Regions from separate parts of the Homo sapiens genome. Here regions 2, 3, 4, 5 and 6 are each linked to region 1. A link is an interaction called in ENCODE POLR2A ChIA-PET data of the cell type or tissue named here. Cell type or tissue: HepG2. All regions are shown on one strand.

Region 1 (4,000 bases):
ATAAATTACACAGCCTCAGGTATTCCTTTATAGCAACACAAATGGACTAATACAGTGACCTTATAAAAGAGGTTGAAGGGAGCACCCTAGTCCCTTTCTTTTGCCCTTCCACTGTCTGAGGACACAGCAAGAAGGTGTCATCTTAAGAGTAGAAAGTGGCTGGGCACAGCGGCTCATGCCTGTAATCCTAGAACTCTGGGAGTCCAAGGCAGGCAGATCACCTGAGGTCAGGAGTTCAAGACCAGCCTGGCCAACATGGAGAAACCCCGTCTCTACTAAAAATACAAAAATTAGCCAGGCATAATGGTGGGTGCCTGTAATCCAGCTACTTGGGAGGCTGAGGCAGGAGAATCACTTGAACCTGGGAGGTGAGGTTGCAGTGAGCCAAGATCGCACCACTGCACTCCAGCCTGGGCAACAAAGCGAGACTCTATCTATCATCTCAAAAAAAAAAAAAAAAAAAAAAAAAGCAGAGAGCAGCCCTTACCAGACACTGCATCTGCCAGTGGGACTTCCTGGCCTCCAGAACTGTAAGAAATTACATTTCTATTGTTTATAAATTACCCAGACTTAGGTGTTTTGTTATAGCAACTGGAACAGACTAAGACAACCTCCCTCTGGCTAAAACATGGTCATAGGGCTACTCTTAGTTGCAAAGGAGACCATGAAATGTAGTCCTTATTCTGGGCTGCCATGTGCCCAGCTAAAAACGTGGGGATTCTAGCAAATGAGAAACAGGGGTGTAGGGAGATAATCAGTCATGCCTGCTACAGTCTGTCTCCTCTTGAAAGAACTCTTTGAGGGGCGAGGACCACATCTTACCATCTTTACAGGCCCAGCCAAGTGCCCAGAAGCATAAGTGACCACATATGTTCAAGTTCCATTTTCTCAGACTATGACTCAATTCCATCATAATGGGCATTTATAGTGCAACTTGTGTCTAAAGCACCCTTTATCTATTTAACTAAGGTGCCTCTAGCTTTCATGTCTTCAACTTCTCCGGTTTTGTGGAATCACCTTCCATTTTCCAAAATCCCTGAGGGTTCTTTGGGGTGAGCGTTTCAATTCAATGGGCTCTCCAAGGTCACTTTGCTCCTTGTTGTGGCTGTCAGCCTGTGCCTGCTATCCGCTCTCTGAACCGCCTCTCTCTAAGCTGACGCCCATCTCTCTTTCATCCCTTCCAATGAACCACATACCCAAGGCTCTTGTGTGTGGCCAACGTTTGGTCAAGTTCGGGAGGAATGGGGGGTGATTATAGCACAAGGTCAAAAACAACTTCAAGAACACATATCACATCTTCAAAACATGTTGGTCACTCCCCAGCACAGGGAATCTCTTCCTGGCATTGCTTCTTGGCCGGTCCTTACTCTGCCCCACACCACATTCTCTAAGCCTCCCTCTCTCTCCTGATGCCAGGTATCTCTCTGTTCTCATCCATTTCTTGTGCCTTGACCGCGTTCCTGAGCGGCCCTCACAGCATCAGCATTAGCATTCCTTTCGCTTTATTACGCAGATCTGTTCAGTTCTTGCTTCATCTCAGCCGTACATATTCAGGGGCCCTCAGTTTTCTAAACCCTTGACCCATCACTGTGTTTCTGTAGGCAGAAGGCTAACAAGCCCTGAGATGAATGATGCTCTTCCCAAGGAAGGCAGAGGAGGCGACAGTCCATTTGCGTTCTCTCCTCTGCAAGTACAGGATCTCGTTTGATTCTCAAAACCACCCTAGAGGAGACAGGAGGCACCTGAGGCCCAGAGACGTGAAGCCACCTGTCCAAGGCCATACAGCAGGTAAGAGGCAGGGTCGGGCCCCACACTGTGCTCCAGTGCCCCTGTTCTCAAGAGGAGCAACCCGCATTATCTTGTGTCATCTCTGAGTGCTCTGTGACACGAGACTTATTTTCTCTTTCCCACTCCTAACCAGGCTGGTCCCATGACAGCCACATGCAGGGCCCACCTGCCCTGCCAACACCGTGCTCAGGGCAAACACAGCTCTAGGGACACTCTCCTTGGATGCATCCTACTTAACAGTCCCCTGAACGCACCCACATGGACTCCAGCCTCAGATTCCCAAATGTCCTGCCCCCACCCACTTGCAGGGCCAGGTCAGTCCCCACTAGAGGGTGGGAGGGGAGGTGGTAGTGGGGAGGAGGGAAGGGGAGAGGCTGGGTAAAGGGCTGGAATTGAATAGCTGCTTTCTTCTCAGAGGCTTCCCCCACCTCCAAGTGGTCATTGATTAACCCTCTAGACCAGATAAACCCTCCATGGGAGGAAAAAAATGTGTGTTTATCTTGGGTCATAAAACATCAATATTGACTTCTCACCGGTAAAGCCCCAGGGGAAGAGGAGGTGGGGGCTGTGGGAGCAAGCCAGCCTGGGACACACTTGCCTGACACCCAGAGGCCAGCACACACATTCTCCTTCCCTATCGAGAAGAAGCCAGATTCCCACCCCACCTCCACCTCAAAGGCATGCCCTGAGCCAGAGGCCTGGTCTCGCTGGGCCTCTTCTCTGCAACCCGCAGCTGCATGGAGCCCCTTCCCCTTCCTGCATTGCCCCTCTGCCCTGCTCCCTGCAGATAACAGAGTTATACCGGACCCAGGTCAGGAATCAGACTGCCCCTGCTCTGCTGTTTCCCAGCTCCAGGACTTGGACAAGTGGCCCGATTTATGCCTCAGTTTCCTCGTTTATGAAATGGCCATAGTAATAGCACCCTGCTCTCATCACTGTTTAGGATGATCAAACAGGATCACGTACGCATATAACAAGCACTAGAGCTGGTCCTGCTGTAAACAGCATCACTCACTCTCTCTCCTCTCCTCCTGCCTCTTGATACACAGCCCTTTGTGGACCTTCCTCCTTGCTCTTGGCTGAGGCCTCCCTGATGGGGTGGACAAGACCATATTCACACAGGGCCAGAAACCAGAGGTGGTCATGGTCCCGCCAGGACTGGGGGATCTCTCATCCCTCTTCCCTCTGGCCTAGAATGAATCAGCTCTCCTGACACCCTCTTGGGCTGGCATTTTCCATCAGAGGGCCTGAGGAGGGTGTCTGTGGCCATGTGCTGCTCCGGGTGGGGACTCCGGGTCTAAGCATGCAGCTCCACACAGCTCAGGGACCCTCACACCTTCATTCTGGGGTCTTCTCTCTGTCCTCCATCTCCTTCCTTTTTGGGGTAAAGGTGTTTCTCCCCCTCCTCCCTGTCCTTCTGAGGGTAGGAATGAGGATGTTCTCCATGCAGAATCTCCAGCCACCCTGGCCTGGGCACTTTCTACCACATTTAATCCTGGACTTGGGGAGCAGTGGGGGAGGCATTTGGGGCTCCTTGATCCTTACTCAAGGCCGGCGCCCTCCATTCCCCTGGCCCCAGGTGAGCCCCACCTGATGCCCTGGGAGGCCCAGGCCCCAGACCCATGTGCCCTCCATCCACTGGGAGGCCCAGGCCCCAGACCCATGTGCCCTCCATCCAGCTGGACAGCGGGGCCCTGTCCCTGGGTACCTGGTCAATAATTAACACTGAGCAAACTCGGGCCATGGCCAGGCCTCCCAGGAGGATCAAGATGAGACAAAAGCCCTCCTGTCTGGCTGTGCTGCCATCTTGGTGGAGGGTTACTGGCCCCTCAGTCACCCCAGAGTGACAAACAGCCCCATCTCCATCAGGGAACTAGAGCAGCTGCTACCCAGCAAGGCACTGGTGACACTAGGCCCTAGAGGAGGACAAACAAGGGTGGGCAGGCAGTCACATGCCTGTTTCTTAGCTCCAGCTTCATGTTTGTGAGTAAGCCTAAGACAGAGGCTGGTGAGCTGAGGGTCCACTGTGGGGCTCCTCAAGCTAGGGTGCTTTTGTAACTTGGCTCATGGGGGGTGGTCAAACCAGAGACCTGCCCGCATCCCTTTGAGACCAGCTCTCAGCTCCCTCTTCCTTCTTCCCACTCTCCTACCCTTCCTTCCTTACTTTGAGTGTCTTCTGTATGCAAAGCTTAGTGTCCTTTCATCTCTCCCC
Region 2 (4,000 bases), 410 kb before region 1:
ATTTATTCTTTCTTTTTGAAGACTTGTGTTAGTGTGAAAGGAGAAAAATCTTAAGTTGCTAGAAAGGTCCCTAGTCCAAGAAGGGTTAAGGCAGAGTTTCTCCAGTGGCGTGGCTATGGATGTGCCAAGGTATTTATTGATTCCTTCAGCTCTCAGGGAGTCTTGAGTGTGGCCTGGCAGGGCTGGAGCCTCTAGGCAGTCACCTGCAGCTGGGAGCAGCATCGTTGGTTTTATCCCAGAGTGCCAAAGAAAGATTACTTTCTATGTGTGCCTTGATGTGAAAAGGATTGGGAAGCATTGGGCTCTTAAAAAAAAAACTAAAGAAAGGACTAAACCTTGTTAAATCTTACCTTTTGGCAATATATTCCTTTCTGGATATAAGCCCAAAAAAGTCATTTTTAATTAAAATGCTACTTTTGAAGATGAATTAATCCCTTCCTTATAAACATCCAAAAGCTTTTATTTGGTGTCTGTTACTTAGGGAGCTTTTGCTGGGTGTTGGAGACAGCTTTTAGCTGCCAGGTTCTGGAGCATTGACTGTACTGCACTGTGTGGTTGTTCCCCAAGCAATGTACTGCTGTTTTGAAGTGCTCAGAACTCAGAGTATCAGTCAGGGGCAAGTGAAACTTAGAGATTTGCCATTTGATGTGTCCTCAGGTGTTTGTAACTGTTCAGGATCAGAGTAGGGGAATTAATAGCAAAAAGAGGAAAAATATATATTTTTTTCAGTGAGAGATAGAGTGTGTGTGTATGTGATGTATGTGTGTGAGTGTGATGTACCAGTCACTGAGTTCCTACAGAGCCTCTTCTGGAGGATAGGTGTTATTCCCATCCTACTGGTGAGAAAACTGAAAACAAGAGGGGTTGTGCGATTTCACTAAAGTTATGCAAGATTAAATGGTAAAAAGCAAAACTGAGATTCAAGCCCAGGATCGTTTGAAGCTTTTGAGCTTGTGCAGTTAGCCACTGTAGTATACTGCTTCTCTGGATGAGGAAAAGGAATATTGTCAGGGGAGAAGGATTCTATCTGGGGCCTTCGGGTTGTGGGTAAAATGGGATTTGATGTCATCTATTTATTCATTCGACAACTGCTAATTGAACACCAGCTACGTGCCAGGCACTGTTCTGGGTGCTTGGACTATATCAGAGAACAGAAGAGACACATCCTTGCCCTCCAAGATTACTGCTCTCAGTGTACTTATATTCCAGCAGCAGGGAGACAGTAAGAAATGTTCAAGAAATAAACATTCAATAAAACATATCAGAACTTATTATAGTAAATATAATAGGTAAATTAGATAGTTTGTTAGAAGGTAATCGTTGCTGCGGACAAAGGAACAAGTAGAGTAGGCTAAGGGGAATCAGGAATAGATAGGAGAGGAGGGCAGTTGGCATGTCAGAATAGTCGTCATTGGAAACGTTTGAGCAAAATTCTATCACAAGACATGGGAAAACTTTCTTATTTTTTGAATAAAGGTAAAGGGTAGACATATTTTCTTCTGAAACTGTGCTGGCTGCAGACATTTGTAAGCAGGTATACCAACTGCATGTTTGAGACTATCTTTACCCATAGGAAAGTGCCAACAGAGTGGGCAGTAGTGGATAAACAAGGCCAGGAAGGATGCCATTACTTTAGAAACTTAAGAGCTCCCTAAAGCGAGGTGGTCATACTATAGATGCCAGGACTGCTGGGGACTCTGAAACCCTTTTCTTCTGGAATCACCGTGAATACCGTCAGTCTGTCATGGTTCTGATGAGCTTAGGCAAAGAGCAAAGTATCCATCATATTACTTCCTCTGCTTTCTGGTATGACCTTTACCTTAACCCTCTGGACCTGGGCCTTAGAGATGTAGAGTAAATGTGGAGAATGTTTATTCTTCTGCTTAGCAAATATTTATTGAGAAGTTAAGTACATACTATGTCAGGTACTGTGGAGGATACAAAGAAAATTTATAGCATATTCTCTGCTCTCAAGAAGCTTATGAGCTACCTGGAAAATAAACCATTGACACTGCAGACAATTACACAGAAATACGTGGCTACATGTTATGTGCACCAAGCATGTGGCCGAGATCACACATCTGAGAGGCAAGACCAGGATGGACTGGAGACATGAGAGAAGGCTTCAGGGGAACATTGGGCCTTGGGATAAACCTTGAAACTAGCTTTCTGTTTTTGAGGCAAGGGACATGGTATGAGCCCAGGCATGGAGGAGGGCATCAGAAAGTGTTTGCAGGAGGCAGTGAGTAAACCAGCCTGTTGTGTCAAGGAGAGAGGATGTGTGAATGGCAGGGTGGGTGCAGGTCAGCATGTGAGAGACCACAAATGCCGGGCCAAGCAGTTTGGGCTCTGTAGGCCTGTAGCCTTCAAAGTGGGGTTTGCAAGACAATAATATATGTGGAAGAATACGTTAGTGTGTTATTTCTTTTATCGCATCCTGTTTTATTATTATTATGGTTATTGTTAGAGACTAGGGTATCGCTATGGTGCATAGGCTGGCCTTGAGCTCCTAGGCTCAAGTGGTCCCCCTGCCTCAGCCTCCAGAGTAGATGGGACTACAGGTGTACCTGGCTTTTAGCTATTATTTTACATTTGATATGTAATGTACATAATGTATTAATAGAATAATATATAATTTCTAAGTTAATAAGTACACAAAAGCTGGGAGCATGTGCTCAGAAAGGTCCTTTCAGGTAGTAGGTAAGAGTGGACTCTGGAGCCAGCTTGTCTCCCTCTGGATCCTAGCTCTGCTGCTTACTAGCTGTGTTATTTTGGGTGAGTTACTTAATTTCTGTGCCTCCACTTCTTCTGTAAATGGGAAAATAAAATGACCTCATAGGGTGGCTGCGAAGATTAAATGAGTTAATATGCGGGAAGTGGGTAGCAAGGTCTCTGGTATATAGTAAATGCTCAGTAAATGTTAGTTGCTATTATTAATACTTGCTGCTACTGCCACCACCACTGCTACGGGCGGGGGGTGAGGGGGTTATGATTAAAAATGTAAGAATCACTGGTGTAGATGGTGAGTAAAAGACCTTGAGCTAAAGAAAAATGTGTTTAAAAAAATTAATGTTGTACATTGAAATAATACTGTAAAACATGAGGATTCCTATTGATGTGTGAGTGCATGAGACAAATAAGTCCATTTTCAGCAATTTTGACTTTATGTGTTATCATATTTCACAGAGAGGTTCCTCCGGTCAGTCACTGTGTTCTCTGCCTTCCTGTAGATCATGTTAAAGATTATAAGAGCTGAGATTAGCTCAAATTTTTAAGGGCAGAGTTCTTGCCTATCAGGTTGTTATTCCTTGCACCTGTTTTGTTTTGAATTACATCCTCTCCCTCAGATCCCACTGGAAACTTGAGGAATCAGTGTCTCACACTGTCTGAGACAAAGGACTCTTTTATCATGGGAAGGGAGAAATTTGAAGTTCATAAAGTGAAAGGAGATACAGGATCCTCCTAGATAGATTAATCTAGCACATTCCAAGTTTTTTTTTCATCTTGGAAGATATGCTTTCCATCCCCTGCGAGCCATTCCACTCTTACTGTCTGAGACTTCATATGACTGACGATAATTCTGAATATACTTTAAAAATTATGCAACACAACAAAACATCTCACCGTGGGTACACTGTCAGGCTTTTGTCATTTCCTAGAATCCCTGTAAAATATCTGATGGTATGTGGTCCCATAATGTGAAGGGATTTGTTTGGTGGTTCCCAACCAATAAAAATAGTATTATTTGTTGTTATTTGTTTTTAGTATATGCAAATGGAATAGGCCAAAAGTAAGACCTTTGTTTTTATTGGGATAGCATATTTGAGATTGCACGTTTATGTACTTGTGCTATAGCTCTTAGATATATTTATGGCACCCAACGTATTTGAGTTACTAAGGACACAGCTGACCATTTAAAAGCACTGTGGTTGAGTATAGCCAATTTGGCAGCCACCCCAGATGCCTGAAGTAAAATTGACACACAGGCTTAAAGGAAAGT
Region 3 (4,000 bases), 470 kb before region 1:
TCACATCATACCTATAGACAGCATTGTGTCTTAATTGGGAGTGTAACATTTGCCTGGTGACTACTTGGGTTTTTTGTTTGTTTGTTTATTTTTCTTGTAAATAAGTCTCAGCCTGAGTGTTCACAGACTTACAAAAAGCATCGGTTCACTGGGGAAAAGTGAAGCATTTAGCCTGAATAAGAACAAATACACACACTCTTTTCTGGTTTGATTTGCACGGGAGTTAGATGTTTTTTTGGGGGTGGGTGGAGGGTAGTAAGGGATATTCTAGTATATTAGGAAGAGTCTCTTAATTTGAATACAGGAGAGACAGGAGACTTATTGGACCCAATGGAATTATCTGTGGTCCAGTGATCTCCAAAAATGCTTTGTAACAGCAGATGATTAGATTTTAAAAGATCAGTTTAGCTGGCAGTTTGCCTGTTCATCTACTCCCATAAATTCAGTGGGTGGGCCTGACTCAGTGTGTCGGAGTAGAAGCTCAGGTGAGGAACCTTAATCTAACCTGACCAGGCTGATTGACAGCAGTGGAGAGACTGCCATACAACCAAACCATGGGGACACATGAACTTCTTTGGAAACTGGCCTGTCTGGGTCACAGTGTGTCCTCTGCTTGTTAAGAAGATGCCTGGCACAGCAGTAGTTAGATTACTTGTAAAATAGAAACCTTGGAATGTCTAATGACTAGATTGGGAAATAAGATAATTGGATTCTAGTTCTGTATTTACCTCCAAGCTGTATTTTGATGTTGGGAGACTCACTTCATTTCCTTGGGTATCAGTTTTCTCATCTGTAAAAGGAAATGAGTACAGTCATTTGAAAATACTTCTAGTTTTATTATGTTCCTTGAAATATGGGACTATTGGCACCACCCCCTCACTTGAACAATATGAGTTGGCATATTAATATTAATCTTAGTTAAAAGTGTTAGCTGAACAAAATGATAGAAACAAAAAAAAATTATTTGAGAATATTGGACCTTATGCTAAATTAGTCTATTCACTTTTAATGAATGAAAGAGGAATTGTTGGGCAATTTCTTTTTTCTTTCTTTCTTTCTGAGATGGAGTCTCGCTCTGTCACCAAGGCTGGAGTGCAGTGGTGCTATCTCAGCTCACTGCAACCTCTACCTCCTGGGTTCAAGTGGTTCTCCTGCCTCAGCCTCCCGAGTAGCTGGGACTACAGGTATGCGCCATCACGCCCGGCTAATTTTTGTATTTTTAGTAGAGACAGGGTTTCACCACGTTGGCCAGGCGGGTCTTGAACCCCTGACCTCAGGTGATTGACCTGCCTCAGCCTCCCGAAGTGCTGGGATTACAGGCGTGAGCCACTGAGCCCAGCCTGTGATTTCTTGATAGTATAGTAGATGAGACAAATGTAGTACTGTTTGAACTGTTGGCATGTTTAGTACACATTCCTGACTAAGGTTATGTGATGCTCTTTAGAATTAACAAAGAAGAGTTTCTGTAATCTTGTATATATCTTTAGAGTCAGGTTGATTAACATGGAACCCCTATGGCTGAAAAAGAAGGGGCAGGATTTGTGGGAAGTTCTAAAAAAAATAGCAAGAAGATAGCAAATATTTACTAATGCCTCCTATGTACTAGACACCATTCTGGGTGCTGGGATCAGAGCAGAAATTAGATAGTCTTTAGTCTCAGGGAGCTAACATCCTAGTGAGAGGAGATGGACTTTAAACATGTTTCAGTAAAACAACAGTAACTGTTAATGTTATGAAAAAGTAAAATTGGTATTGTAGGGAATAATGGACAGTGGGGGATGGAATGTGCTTCTGTAGGTTGGAAAGATAGGGATAATAGGAAATGAGGAAATAAGGAGTGTGGATAGCTGTTCAGAGTTTCACTTTAGAGTTTCTAAAGCCATCAAGCTCTAAACTTTGCCTCTGGAGCTCGTGGTGGCAGTTCAGGATCTGTGCTTGCCTAAGGATAAGAGAGAGGCCAAACTGTTGATCACTTGCCTCAATCCTGCTTCAACCAGAACAGCTCTGGTTTCTTTGTTTTAATTTAATAGCATATTTTTTATTGTGGTAAAATACACATAACATAAAATTTACCATCTTAACCATTTTTAAGTATATGGTTCAATGATATTAACTATATTTATATTCTTGTGTAACCATTACCACCATTTATGTTCAGAATTCCTTTTATTTTGCAAAACTGAAACTCTATACTCCTTAATAACTCTTCATTCCCCTTTTCCTCCAGTGCCCCAGTAACCACCATTCTACTTTCTGTCTCTATGAATTTGACTGTTCTAGCTACCTCATAGAAAGGAAATCATACAGTGTTTGTCTTTTGTGACTGGCTTATTTATAGCCACCCCTGCTGTCTTCCGTTACTATTTATATGGAATATATTTTCCCATGATTTTACTTTTAATCTATTTGTGTCCCTAGAGCTAAAGCAAGTCTCTTGTAAACAGCATATAGTTGGATCATGTTTTTTTTTATCCATTCTGCCAATCTCTTGTCTTGTGGTTGGTGAGTTTAATCCTTTACATTTAAAGTAGTTACTAATGAGAGACTTACTTGTGTAATTTGGCTATTTGTTTTCTATATGCCTTATAGCTTTTTTTTAATGTTTAGTTTATTTTTTGCTGTGAAATGTTTTAATTTCCTCATCATTTCCTTTGTGTGTTTGTGTATATTCTATAACTATTTTCTTTGTGGCTGCCATGGGTTTCAATTTAATATTCTAAGGTTGTAACATTCTAATTTGAATTTATACCACCTTAACTTCAGTAGTATACAAAAACTCTGCTCCTATATGGCTTCGTCTCTACCCCCTTTCAGTTACCGATGTCACAGATTTATATCTTTATACAGTTGTGTCCAAAACATTAGTAGTTGTTTTATTTTTGTGCATAAATCTCTTAATTTATGTAGAAAACAAAGTATGAAGTTATAATAATACTGGTTTTTAATCTAATAATAGTTTTTAAAAATATGCTAGTCTCTTAAATTTTTGTAGATTACAAAAAGTGGAGTTATAAACCAGAGTTACAATGATCCTAGCTTTTGTAACTCCCCATGTATTTCCCTTTACTGAGATCTTTATTTTTCATGTGACTTCAAGTTCCTGTCCAGTGTCCTTTTATTTCAGCTTTCAGGACTCTTTTTATATTTCTTGCAGGGCAAGTCTAGTGGTACTGAACTCACTTAGTTTTTATTTATCTGGGAATGTCTTATTTTCTCCCTCACAGTTGAAGGACCGTTTGCCAGGTATTGGATTCTTGGTTAACAGGTTTTTTTGTTTGTTTCTTTCAGCACTTTGAATATATCAGCCCACTGCCTTCTAGCCTCCAAAGTTTATAAGAAATTGGCTGATAATCTTATTCAGGACCGTTTGCATGTAACAAGTCACTTTTTCTTTTTTAAGACGGGGTCTTGCCCTGTCACCCAGCTTGGAGTGCAGTGGTGCAATCACAGCCCACTGCAGCTTTGACCTCCTGGGTTCAAGTGATTCTCCCACCTCAGCTTCCCAAGTAGCTGGGAACACAGGAGCACACCACCATGACTGGCTAATTTTAAAAATTCTTTGTAGAGATGGGGTCTCACCATGTTGCCCGGGCTTCTCTTTCTGCTTTCAAGCTTATCTCTTTGTCTTTGTCTTTTGACAGTTTGATTTTAATGTGTGTGGGTCTTTTTTAGTTTATCCTATCTGGAGTTTATTGAGCTTCTTGGATGTTTATATTCCTGTCTTTCATCAAACTTGGGAAGTTTTGGTCATTATTTCTTTAGATAATCTCTTTACCTCTTTCTCTCTCTCTCTTCTCCTTCTAGAACTCCCATAATGTTTGTTCACCTGATGGTGTTCCACAGGTCCCTTGGACTTATTCACATTTCTTTAATCTTTTTTTTGTTCCTCAGACTCAATAATTTCCCTTGTCTTATCTTCAGGTTCATTGATTATTTCCTTTACCTACTCAGATATGCCTTCGAATCCCTCTAATGAATTTTTTACTTCAGTTCTTGTACA
Region 4 (4,000 bases), 480 kb before region 1:
AGCAGAAGTCTGTCAAAACAAATATTCTAGTTTGAAAATACAGTCCTGCGGGGGAAGCAGGAGGAGTGGATAGTGGAGGAGGCCAGGGCGTGTTCTGAGGCTGAGTATTTATTTCATAAGAATTCTGTGTTCTGAAAGACTGTTGTTTGTAGGAATGCCGGAGGAAGCGGGATTGTGGTACATTAAATGTACTGATGAGCAAGATTTTTCTGGGGAATTTTGGTTTGTTCTTGTGCTTGTTATGTAGCTCATGTGATGACAGCCTTTGCCGAGAGTGATACATTTTGCTAACAAATAGCCTTCTTAACTTAATTCAAGAGGCATTTAACAAAACTTATTAGTTTACATGGAAAAAAACCCAGGCCCAAGGATACTAAACACACATAAACAAAGATGCACATAAATACCAGTCCACTTCATAAGCATTTATTTGGCTAGGAATGCCAACATTATACAATTCCAATCTTGAAAGTATTCATTGATTGATTCAAAAAAGTAAAACTTGTTTTTCCTTCTACTTCTTTTTTGTTACTTTTTTTTTTAAGTTACTTGTTTTATAGATGAGTAAGAGTATTAATGGATAGAAGCAAAAGTTTTAGATTCCTTTGTTATATAGTTGCTCAAAGCTACTATTATAGAAGTTGCTCTTCAAGTTGGAGAAACATAGGCTGACATTTTTGGTTTTACCCACTGGGATGGGAGTAGGTGCTAACCATATTAAGCCTCACGGATGAAAACTGTTGCATACAAAAGTGGATTTATTTCTTCTACAGAATTTTCTGACCATATATCAATATACAACTGAGATTTTGTGAGATAACTATAAATAAAATATACTACCTTATAATATTGTTGTAAATGATCTTACATAGTAGAATGTATTAGTAATAAAGCTCTCAAAATAACTAATAAAATAGAGATCAGTTTATTCTTAGCTTCTTCCGGCAAATTTTAAACTTGCTACTGTAAGCAATTCAAGGAGCACATGCCTGTGTCTGGAGCACTGAGAGGAAACCATCCTGCTCTTTCCTTCCCTGATTTCATATACTTTAGTTATTGGAAGAAAGATTAATTAATGTAAAATTTCTTTACTTTTAGTAATTCAAAAGAATAAAAATTTTTTGAGGGCTTGAAAAGATCGTGGTGCACCATTGGCACCATTGGAATTTGCCTTTAGTAAATGTAACATTTGTTTTCTAAAGAATTATAACAACATACTTAAATTCCAGAACAGTAAGCAAAATAGCTTAAGTTCACTGACTTGAAAAAACATTCTTTTATACTGCACGATTCTAAAATAAATACTTAAAAGAAACAGAGAGCAAGCCATTCTATCTTGGATTTCATTTTCCTTCAGATAGAACAGCTAGAACAAACATTCTTGCTAGTTAACATTGCCTGTGTTTTTATGAAGTTAATAACTGACCTGTCAATCACGCCCTATATAAATACGGTAGTTGAATGCTTTCTGCTTTAGAAGCACTTTTATTTACAAGAGCTGCCAGCCAAGATTTCCAAAGGACTCCACGGGCTGTTTGCTTTGATCTGTTTTGAGGGCTGGTCTCTTTATACCTGTTGGTTTGCTCTTTCTGATACCTTTGTGTAATCAGGTATGGGGAGAGCAGATGTGCAGAATAAACACATCTTAAGGGAACCAAGTCTCAAGAGAAATCAAGTAATTATGAATGAACAGCTCTAAAAAAGAGAGAGAGAATATTTTCTTAAATCAACTTAGTTGCTGTTATGACCAAAGAACAGATGTTGTGGTGTTCACCCCAGAGAAGCAAGAGATTTTCCCTTAAACCTCAGCTTATAATGAATGGAAGTGGTATGTGTATCCCTCACCCTCAAACTGTTGCTGTCCTTTAAATTTGTAAATTGCTGAGATGTTGCAGCTCTTCTCAGTTGACTTTTGCCTTTGACCTTTTCTCATTTGCTTCTTCCCTAGGAAATGTTAACCACATGTCTCTGCCCAAATAATTGAGTCTCTGTGAGAGTGTTTACCTTTATATTTTGAACTGGAAATGCCTTTTAGTATTTAAGACAATTTTCCAAAAAAGATGGCTTTTTGTTTTGTGATTTTGATTTGGAGTTCTCCCTCAACACTGAGGGAGAACGGAAAGCCAAATTCATCTTTGTATCCCCGCAAATGGCAACCATAGGGCACAGTGTATAAGAGAATGATAGAAATGAAGAGAAACCAAAATTCTTTGGTCTTCCTTCCAAAATGGCCTATTCTGAGTTTAGTTTATTTCACTTTTCAATTAAATGTTGCCCTAATCATTTCCATATATTACATTTAAATATCACTTTTCTCTAGGAATCTGAATGTTTGAACATATTAGAGGTTGTTACCTTCTATTTTAGTTTGAAATTGAAACATCAAACCAAAAGGTAGCCTCCCCTGTTTTTTTAAACTAGAAATGTTTACCTTGACTTTACAGTCCTTTAGGAGAGCCTGATTTAGAGATTTTCAGGCACTAGAAGTTCACCTTACTATTTCAGGAAATTCTCTTTATACTTTTCAAATGGCTTTCATGGACATTTTTTGGTCAGCGCCTTCCCCTTTTGTGACACTGGCAGGAATCTTAGAGTTTCTGTGGAAAGATGCCTGAACGTTACCCATGGTTTGGAAAGCAGGTGTTTTATTAACCAGAGTTTTCTCCTTTGTTGCTCTAACATTTTCAAAATCTAGTATCTTAAAATGTTATTTGGTTCCTTATTTATGGTTTTAAAATTCTGGCATCTCTATAGTAATCAACAAAGTATAAAATGCAGCCCGAAATCCCCTTGATTCAGCAGCCTTCCTCAGATACTCACTTGCCAGAGTAAAATTATTTGGTAAATGTTAAGGTAGATTAAAGCTTGGGTTTAAACTCTGTTCCCTCTGGGCACCTTTTGGGGGTCAGAGGTGGTAAAGCTGTGGTATTGCCTGGAGCCAGTGCAAACTAACACCGTTGTGTTGCCTGTGTGAAGGCAGAAACCTCTAAGGGATGTGAAACTGCCAAAATTACATTTGAACATTTTCAGGCCTTTGATTGCAGAACCTTTGCTGAAAGCAGTAGTGCAGGGTAGCCAGAGATCAGGCCAGAGAAGCAAGGAGGAGTAAACTTGGATCGGCCATGCCACAGATACTAGGGGAGAAACTGCCTCTCCAAACGATGCACAAGGGACAACTCTGAAGGTCCATGGGACTGCTGAGTTAGCAGATTAGCTGAGTCCCCTCCAGTATTTTCATTTTGCATTCATCCAGGGCTCAAACCTATAATTAAATTTTCTGAACAAAGACTCTATTAACCCAGACCATCCAGATTGATGACTAACAGCTCTTCCTTCCAGGTACATAAGGAAATCTGTAATGCTTAAAGCAAAATAAAGACCCTAGTCAGGTTTGGGGGAGGGCAAAGTCAGGGAGTGGATGTAGTTAGGACTGGGTTTACCTTTCAAAAATCATTTTTTAGTACTTAAAATGGACCTTTCAATGGTTCCTGCACTTACTCAAGTGTATGTGATTTACTGAATGATCTAAAACTTAGTCACAGGGATTTTAATTTAGATATCTATGAAAATGTGTTGGTTTTTAAACTTTTGGCACATTGTTTAAAAATTCTCTCTTTAATATTTTGTGTGGGCAGTGTAGACTTAGGTGAAACTTTTCAGCACAGACCCAGACACAGTTCATTATGTTACTCCTATGCCAAAACTTCAAGTAGCTTTCCAGTGTTTGAGAAATAAGGTTCAAATTCATTAGCTTGGCATTTGAGGCCTTCCACAGTCCAGCCTACTTTCTACGAGAGGTTTTTGCTCTAGCCTTGGCTGTTGTCCCCAGCAAACCTTATACACCTCTGCCTCAACAGTGTCCTTGTGCCATCCCCTTCTCCACTGACTTTTCTCCTCCTCCTACAGCCTCCCCACACTCCTGGGACAGGTGAATCCTAACTGTTCTGCAATGCCAAGCTTCACCTAGAATACTTTAGGACCTCTGCTTTTCCAAATCTGT
Region 5 (4,000 bases), 130 kb after region 1:
CCAAGGAAGTGGCCATGGCTTCTTCCAAGAGGCACATGCCCGTCCAGGCCCCAGGCCAGCGTCCCCCTCCCCTCACCCCTCACCCTGTGGCTCCCCTGCTCACTCCCATCGACACTCTAGAGAAGAAGCTACTGACAAAAAAATGTTTAAAGATGTCACAAAGTTAGCAGCAAATCAAAGTCCTCGGAGCCCTGAAACTGACATGGTAGAGATGTAGGCCACCTGCCCTTTGAGATTCTGGGAGAATTGGCCGCACTCCGATCGCTTACACACTTTTCCGATATGTCTTTGCCTCGGAGCACCAGTTCCTACTGCATTTGTTCAGTGGGCAGAGAGTGTCCCGGCCCCACATTCACGGGCTAGAATAATCCACCCCTTTCCTTCACTCCTTTGCCACGAGACCACTCACACAAGGCCTGTGTGTGGCCAGGCCAGAGGGCTTTGCCACAGGCCTAACCAGTGTCTACCCACTGAGGAAGGCCAGGCAGCCCTCCCCAGTGGATGCGGGCCTTTGTGAGGACAGTTTCCGTGGGCCGGGCCACCAATCTGGAGGGCCCCGAGCTGTGTCCACATTCACATTTCTTCACTCAGGCCAGGCTGTGTGCGCACACACACCACACTGTCACACACCCAGGCTGGACAGGGTCCCCCACTCTCTTGCAAGAACTGGACAGAACTCACACTTGTGTTCACACCCAGCTGGGCCACACAGGCATTCACACGCTCACCTGGACTGGCTAAGTTCCTATTCAAGGGGTTTCTGCCTCTGCCCACCAGGATAATCCCCACACCAGGGAGAGATGCCACTTTTTGTGTCAGGGAATAAGATACCCCGAAGCCCACTGGAGAGGCCAGGGCCACTCTGGGTAGGGTGTGAATGGGGGCTGGGACCCAGGCTAGCATAGGGCCTGGCTTCTGTCCCCCAGGTCCATCTGGGCCAGTTGGCCTGTGGGCAGGGAGCTGTCTTAGGCTGACACGGTGCTCTTAGGTCAGGGGAACCCAAACACAGAAAGGAGGCCTCAAGAATGTCCCAAATGTGAAATGGATTCAGTTCTGCCTGCTTTACTCCCCAGGCCTCAGCCATTTCCCCACTCAAACCTTCTCCCCCGCGCCAAACACCCCTCCTCCAGCCTCTTCCACTCTCATGACCTCCGTCCCAGCTGCCATGATCCCACCAGATTATGTGGCCAGCCTCTCATCCTAAAACGCCTACTTCATCAGGTAACTCCCCTTTCAAGAACCTTCAAGAGCTCCCCTGCCCCCCACCCCACCACCCCCATTGTGTAAGGAGGACCTCTGGCTGGCACTCAAACCCCTCAGGATGAACCGGAGCTGACTTTCCTGCCTTAGCCGCCTCTTTTCCCCTCCTCTGGACCCGGGTCCACACTGTCATTCCATAGAGGCGTTGCTCTTTTCCAGCTCTGCATCTTTAGCAGAACCTCCTGTCCTCTTCCTTCTCCCGGAATGTCCTCTTTTCCTTCAGATCCTCCCCACCCTGTAGGGCCCAGCTAAACCTCCACCTCTTCCAAGAAGCCTTCCCTGATGACACAGCCCCCAGGGAACGCTCCTCGCTGCCTCCTCTCTGTACTCTGTGCTTTGCCTCCCATGGCACCTCATCTCCTGCCGGGGACTTTGCTCTCCACTGCCAGGACCGTCTCCTCTTCCCTGCTTGTCCTCCCCTGAGCACAGAGCTGGACACACAGGCCCCGGCTCCTGGAGGAAGGTGTTATGGGCCTCCCTCGCCCCTAGCCTACTCCAGCCACCCAGTTTGTGTGATTGTCTCTCCCTGGATGCTGTAGGTCCCCAGCTGGCCCAGCTCCCACCCCCACGCCGACCCGGTGCAGACGCAGCTGCTGCCCCAGGAGTGCTGAGGCTCCCAGTCAGGCTGGGGCCTGCTCCGCTGGGCGGGAACCTCGCACATTCCTTCAGAATTAAACAAGGGCCCGCTGGCTCCAGGCTCCCCAGGATGAGGATCATCCGGTTTGCTTTCTCCCTCTCCAGGCAGCAAGGCCCACTTGGTTCCAAAGGAAAGTTCTCTGGGCAATGACCTCAACAGCCGCAGGGAAGGGTGAAGGGTCACATCTGTGGCCATTTGGAAACCCGGGTCAAGGCCTGAGACTCTGCCCTGGGCCCCCTCATGCCTGGTGTTCATTCTACCATCCATCTCCCATACTCACACACATGTGCACAGGCACAACACACACACACGCAGACACATGTAAACACACATGCACAAATGTAAGCGTGTACCCCCACACATAAATGTGTGTATACACACAACATACACATGTAAACACACAAAGACATGCACACAAGTGTAAATACAGACACACGCAGACACACATGCAAAGCACACACATACATACACAAGCACACACTTGCAAACACACGCATGCACACACATACCCCACTGCTGCCCTTGACTGACCCTGAGGTGGGCTGGGTGGCCTGGCCACAATGACAGGGCTGAGTCTCTGGCAAAAAGCCCACCCCTCCTTTCCCCAGAGCAGTTCGGGAAGAGGGCAGAGCTGTGATTTGAAGCACGGCAGGTCATTTTTCACAGTTCACCTTCAAACAACCTCGGCCCAAGAGACAGAGTACTTTTTAGCAAAGACAAAAAAAAAAAGATTTCCCATCACACTGCCCCCAGCCCACGGCTGCACGTAGTGAGAGAAACGGCCAAGTGGAGTGGGAGGGAGGGTGCAAGGTCAGGCTGAGCTGCCACACACCCCTCGGCTTCTGGAATAGGCCATAGTTGCCATGTCTGCTGGGTGGAAGGCAATGTGGAAGGGCTTCAAAATGTATCCCCCAAAAATGTGCTCAGTGCTTGGCTCCAGTGGTACGCCCTAAACCTCTCCTTGCTCTGTGGATCCCTCTCACTCTGCCTCCACTTATCCTAACCTCCCTCGCACTAGCTGGCCCATGAGTTTGAGGATATCAGGGACCCAGGTGGTCCCGCGCACAGAGCAATGAGGAAAGCAACGAGATAGCGCTCTCCAGCAGACATAGATGGGGCCTCATGGGACAGTCTCAGGCAGTCACGCCATCTCTAGAGGTCCACAGAGTCCCCAGTTCCTGGGTGGTGGGAACAGAGATGGTTTAAGACCACTCCCATATTTCCTCCAGAGACTGGGCAGCCTTTGAGAGTAGATTCTAGCAATGTTTGAAGAAACAACAGAAGCCATAGTCCCATGCTCCAGCCCAGTCTACGAGGTTGTTGCAGTCACCTTCCTAAGACTTGGTCCATGAAACTAAGTCACATGATCCTGCTCAGATTCAGTGAGCGTGGCCAAATGTATCACATGGCCTACTCCACGCCAGCCTAAGCCCTGGACAGTCATGTGGCCTGGCCACTGCCAGTCCAATAACATGGCGCAGAAAAAGAGGTTGCCTTTCCAAGGTACTTGATTTCCATTGGTCGGAAAGTTAGAATATACTGACAGTGTTAGAATAAGTACTTCACTGCCACCTGCAGAAAATATGACATAAGAGATACAGAAACTGCCCACCTTTGGAGGCAATGAAATTATATAAAAAAATGAAGATTTCCAAATAATAAAGCGTCCATGATCCAAGCAGCGCCCCCTCGCCGTGCCCTTGTGCTCTCTGCGGCAGCCTTTCATGAGGCCTCCGTCGCCCCTGCTCTGGGCTGAACCGTGTCCCCTAAGAGCCATATTATTGAAGTCCTAATCCCAGCACATCAGAATGAAACTGTATTTGGAAATAGGGCCATTAAAAAGGTATTAAGTTAAAATGGGGCTGTTAGGGGCTGGGCGCGGTGACTCACACCTGTAATCCCAGCACTCTGGGAGGCCAAAGTAGGAGGATCACTTGAGCCCAGGAGTTCAAGACCAGCCTGGGCAACCTAGCAAGACCCCTGTCTCTACAAAAATAAATAAGTAGCCGGCTGTGGTGACACACACCTGTGGTCCCAGCTACTCGGGAAACTAACATGAATGGATCGCTCTAACCCAGGAGTTCAAAGCTGCAGTGAGCCATG
Region 6 (4,000 bases), 170 kb before region 1:
CTGGTCCCCTCCGTCACCTGCCTGTTCCCCCAGGCACCTCATTCTTGAGTGGTCTGATGCAGGCTATGATCAGGGGCTTCACTCTGGCCCCTCAATAGCCCCTGTGGCTGCAACTTGGGCCTGCCCAATCCCTAGTGTGTGAGCCTGCCCGGTGCGCCTCTGCCTCACTCTGGAGGGTGTCATGAACTCCTAAAACAGATCTGATGCATCCTTGCCAGTCCTGAAATAATCACACCAACAGCTTCAGATTCCCCTTTCAGTCCTGTTCCCAGATGGTCCTCTTGTCTCTCACCTGGACAAGGTTCCTCTCCTCCAGGGAGGACTCCCTGACCACCCACCCATGGGCTCTGCGGCCACCACATGCTCTACTCATAGGTCTCAATTTGTTGCAGCCAGGCTCAGCCTGTGGGAAACCCGGGCTTTCTCCCAAAAGGGATTACCCATGACATGGACCCAGCCAGACCTTTTCCCACTCAGAATTTCAGCATGGTGCTGTGGCCCCCGCGGGAGGTTCTTCCTGTAGAACACCAGGATCCCCGCTCACCTTCCACACATAGGCTCAAAGCTGCTGCTTCCCAAAGCTCTGCTTCCCTGGGCCACCTCCCACCCTCCCTTGCCTGGACAATGGGTTCGAGGGGCTCACCTGGTCAGAGAGGGACAGACCTCCAGGTGCCGCTCCCTCCAGGGCCTCAGAGAACTCAGAGCGCCAGGGTGGGGGGGGTGAGGGTGGGGTAATTAATCATGGAATGTGTGTCTGTGTGTGTGTGTGCAAGTGTGTGTGGCATTCATTTATAGAACAAACATTTCCTGAGCACTGGCACGTGCCAGACACCATTGCAGGCACTGGAGAGATAGCAGTGAACAAAACCAATGGCCCCTGCCCCCAGGAGGCAGATGTCCCAGCCAGGGAGACCTAGGAGGCTGCAGGGCCTGTGAGTGTCAGGGAGTGTGAGTGAGTGTGAGGATGGTGAGAGCCTGTGGAGAAGGGGCCTGTACAGGAACAGGGCCAGGTCTAAGTCAGGACATGGGTGTTCAGACTCAAGTGTCTGTCTTTGGTGGATAGGAGTGTCCACTGGGTTCTGTGCCAAGGAGTTTGTGTGCCTGTGCAGGCCCAGAATTGACATGTGCCTATCAGCCAGTTTGGGAGGCTGTGTGGCAACCACACCTGGCTGGCTCCCAGGCTGCGGGGCTCTATTTTTAGAAGCGACAGCCTGCAAATCCCCGCACCCACCCCCATCCCTATCCCATACCTGCTCAGGTGCCTAGCCTCTAGGGAGGGCCCGGCTGGCCTATCTGCAGAGAGAGCCCACACTTCAAATGGAGCAGCCTGTGGCCCCCAGGTAACCGGGGTGGGGTGTGCCTGGGTTCCTGCTGATCGATGGGGGAATCCCAGCTGCCTTGCCTCACACCTGCAGCCCTACCTCCTGCCTCCCAGCATAGCCCCTGTGTGGGAGGCACAGCTCTGGAACCCTCCAAGGCTCCGCTGGCCCATGGTGTGCCCTGCCTGATCACCCTCAGAAGTGGGCCAGGCAGGGTTGGAGGTGAGAGGGGAGGAGGGAAGCAGATCAAGGATGACCTCCCATCTTATCAAATATCTGAGCCCCTCCATCACCCCCTCCTTCCATGGGGTCTTCTTCCCTGGCTGCAAGTGGATAGTCCAGGTAGGTAGAAGCTAGGGCTGCCTGGGTGTTGCCCTCCCCTGCCTCTGACACTCCCTCACTCTCTGCACCGTGTGTCCTATTTACCTGATCTTCTCTCGCCCTTGTCACTGCTCTGAGTTAATAACAGTCGTGCATTGATCTGTTAGCAGGCATGATGCTAAGTGCTTTGCGTGTATGCTCTCCTTTCATCCTCAGAGCAACTCTGTGAGGTCAGCAATTGTTATTCCACTAGAAGGGAGAAAGCCGCAGCTCAGAGGCATCCACATCACCCAGTGAGGAGGGCAGAGTGTAGGGCTTCCTGCCCAGGTTCTGGAGAGCCCTTAGCTGTACTGCGGCCTTGGGATCACGCTCTGTTGCTCTCCTCCCAGCCATGGTCCCTTGGTGGGAGCTGAGCTGTGTCCTCGAGGGGTGTGGACTGTGGACATTGTTCACAGGAACCAGAGACATCACTCTTTAGGATTCTACCAGCAACACCTGAATTGGCTCGACATTTGTGGAGGTGATGTTTCCCCGAATTACTCACTTTTGTTTGATAATAATTAAAATCTTTATTTGGTCTTATTTAATATAGTTTAGAAGCTATCTAATCTGGTTTTTTTGGAGAGGCAAACTTCTTTTGAAAATGTAAGTTTTGGCTGGGCGAGGTGCTGTATGCCTATAATCCCAGCACTTTGGGAGGCCGGGGAGGGTGGATCACCTGAGGTCAGGAGTTCCAGATCAGCCTGGACAACATGGTGAAACCCTGTCTCTACTAAGAATTAGCCAGGCCTGGTGGCGGGCACCTGTAATCCTAGCTACTAGGGAGACTGAGGCAGGAGAATTGCTTGAACCTGGGAGGCCGGGGTTGCAGTGTGCCAAAATCATGCCACTGCACTCCAGCCTGGATGTCAGAGTGAGACTCTGCATCAAAAAAAAAAAAAAAAAAAAAAAAAGAAAGAAAAAGAAAAGAAAAAAAAAGAAAGAAAAGAAAATGTAAGTTTTGCTTTTAATTAAAAATAAAGTCGCCGGGCACGGTGGCTCATGCCTGTAATCCCAGCACTTTGGGAGGCCGAGGCGGGTGGATCATGAGGTCAGGAGTTCGAGACCAGCCTGACCAATATGATGAAACCCCGTCTCTACTAAAAATACAAAAATTAGCCGGGTGTGGTGGTGTGTGCCTGTAATCCCAGCTACTCAGGAGGCTGAGGCAGGAGAATTGCTTGGAGCTGGGAGATGGAGGTTGCAGTGAGCTGAGATCACGCCATTGCACTCCAGCCTGGGCAACAGAGTGAGAGAGAGACTCCATCTCAAAAAAAAAAAAAAAGTCTTAGTTCAGAAAACTCAGGATGCACAAAACTATTCAGACTGTTACTTTAGCATTTTCCCATTACTGCATCAGTAATATTCACCACACTTTGCTAGATGTTCATTGATTAGAGTATTGGAATCAAATTCTGCTCTAAATGTGTGTGAATACATTGGAGAGGCTTTGTGTTTTTCACTGTGAAATGCAATTGTGTCTCTTTTTTTTTTTGACAGTCTTTCTGCGTCGCCCAGGTTGGAGTGCAGTGGTGCAATCTCAGCTTACTGCAACCTCCGCTTCCTGGGTTCCAATGATTCTTCTGCCTCAGCTTCCCGAGTAGCTAGGACTACAAGCACATGCCACCACACGCAACTAATTTTTGTATTTTTAGTAGAGACAGGGTTTCGCCATGTTGGCCAGGCTGGTGTTGAACTCCTGACCTCAAGTGATCCACCTGCCTCAGCCTCCCAAAGTGCTAGGATTACAGGTGTGAGCCACTGAGCCCAGCCACAACTGTGTCTTGAATAAGAAGGTGCCTAGAAGTCAAATTAAAGTAATAATAATGACTTATTTTTTTAAATGTGTTTTATTGGCTCCTCTTCTTCTGTGCACTCCCTGGACTGAGTTAGGGGTGCACAGAGGGAGGAAGGAGCAATAAGCACATGTGGGGTCCAGGCTGTAGCCATGGAAGATGGTGGCAACCAGGGGATCCCAGCCACCTCCCATCCTCTGGTCCCTCCCCTGCTGTAGAACCTACAATGGCTCCCTACAGATGCTTCCCAGGGTAGCTCCAAGTCCTCTGTCCAGCAGGCAGCCTTGCCTGCACAGCCTCCCTCTCCTCCTCCCGACAAGCACCCTCTCACCCAGGCAGACACTGCTCCTGCTCTGCCCGTGGCCCGTGGCCTCTTCTCTCGCTGCCCTCCTGCCTCAAGCTGAGGCACCCTACCCACTTCATTTCATTCAATCTGCAGAATGTCCCCACAGGCTAGGTTTTCTTATGCATTTTTTTGTTTGTTTTTTAGAAATGAAGAAACTGAACTCAGAATAGGACAGCAAC

The links. ChIA-PET counts read pairs that join two places held together with the same protein. Peaks named below come from ENCODE experiments on the same cell type or tissue, not always from the same donor. Only the 100,000 strongest peaks of a DNase experiment are listed, where the experiment ranks them.
Region 2: POLR2A ChIA-PET joins it to region 1 with 6 read pairs; 4 of 35 experiments call an interaction of 5 or more read pairs at or near these places.
Region 3: POLR2A ChIA-PET joins it to region 1 with 6 read pairs; 1 of 35 experiments calls an interaction of 5 or more read pairs at or near these places.
Region 4: POLR2A ChIA-PET joins it to region 1 with 5 read pairs; 2 of 35 experiments call an interaction of 5 or more read pairs at or near these places.
Region 5: POLR2A ChIA-PET joins it to region 1 with 7 read pairs; 2 of 35 experiments call an interaction of 5 or more read pairs at or near these places.
Region 6: POLR2A ChIA-PET joins it to region 1 with 6 read pairs; 6 of 35 experiments call an interaction of 5 or more read pairs at or near these places.

The regions. Positions count from the first base shown.
Region 1 is chr2:42,978,071-42,982,070 of GRCh38, reverse strand. No RefSeq gene overlaps it. Among named protein-coding and RNA genes, the nearest start is that of LINC01819, 59 kb to the left of the region's middle. In HepG2, a CTCF peak has its summit at 2,387; DNase peaks (open chromatin) are centred at 2,250, 2,920 and 3,580; H3K4me3 peaks cover 496 bases.
Region 2 is chr2:43,387,921-43,391,920 of GRCh38, reverse strand. The region is part of intron 29 of THADA (THADA armadillo repeat containing); the gene reads left to right. Among named protein-coding and RNA genes, the nearest start is that of LINC01126, 160 kb to the right of the region's middle. RefSeq lists silencers at 479-578, 619-668. In HepG2, no CTCF peak of the experiment used is centred here; a DNase peak (open chromatin) is centred at 1,820; H3K4me3 peaks cover 610 bases.
Region 3 is chr2:43,449,166-43,453,165 of GRCh38, reverse strand. The region is part of intron 26 of THADA (THADA armadillo repeat containing); the gene reads left to right. Among named protein-coding and RNA genes, the nearest start is that of THADA, 140 kb to the left of the region's middle. In HepG2, no CTCF peak of the experiment used is centred here; a DNase peak (open chromatin) is centred at 1,715.
Region 4 is chr2:43,460,862-43,464,861 of GRCh38, reverse strand. All of the region lies in intron 26 of THADA (THADA armadillo repeat containing), which reads left to right. Among named protein-coding and RNA genes, the nearest start is that of THADA, 130 kb to the left of the region's middle. RefSeq lists enhancers at 2,876-2,935, 3,086-3,275. In HepG2, no CTCF peak of the experiment used is centred here; a DNase peak (open chromatin) is centred at 1,511.
Region 5 is chr2:42,852,287-42,856,286 of GRCh38, reverse strand. No RefSeq gene overlaps it. Among named protein-coding and RNA genes, the nearest start is that of TRI-TAT2-1, 44 kb to the right of the region's middle. RefSeq lists an enhancer at 1,370-2,202. In HepG2, no CTCF peak of the experiment used is centred here; a DNase peak (open chromatin) is centred at 1,636; H3K4me3 peaks cover 830 bases.
Region 6 is chr2:43,150,264-43,154,263 of GRCh38, reverse strand. No RefSeq gene overlaps it. Among named protein-coding and RNA genes, the nearest start is that of LINC02580, 50 kb to the right of the region's middle. RefSeq lists a silencer at 1,280-1,428. In HepG2, no CTCF peak of the experiment used is centred here; a DNase peak (open chromatin) is centred at 1,853.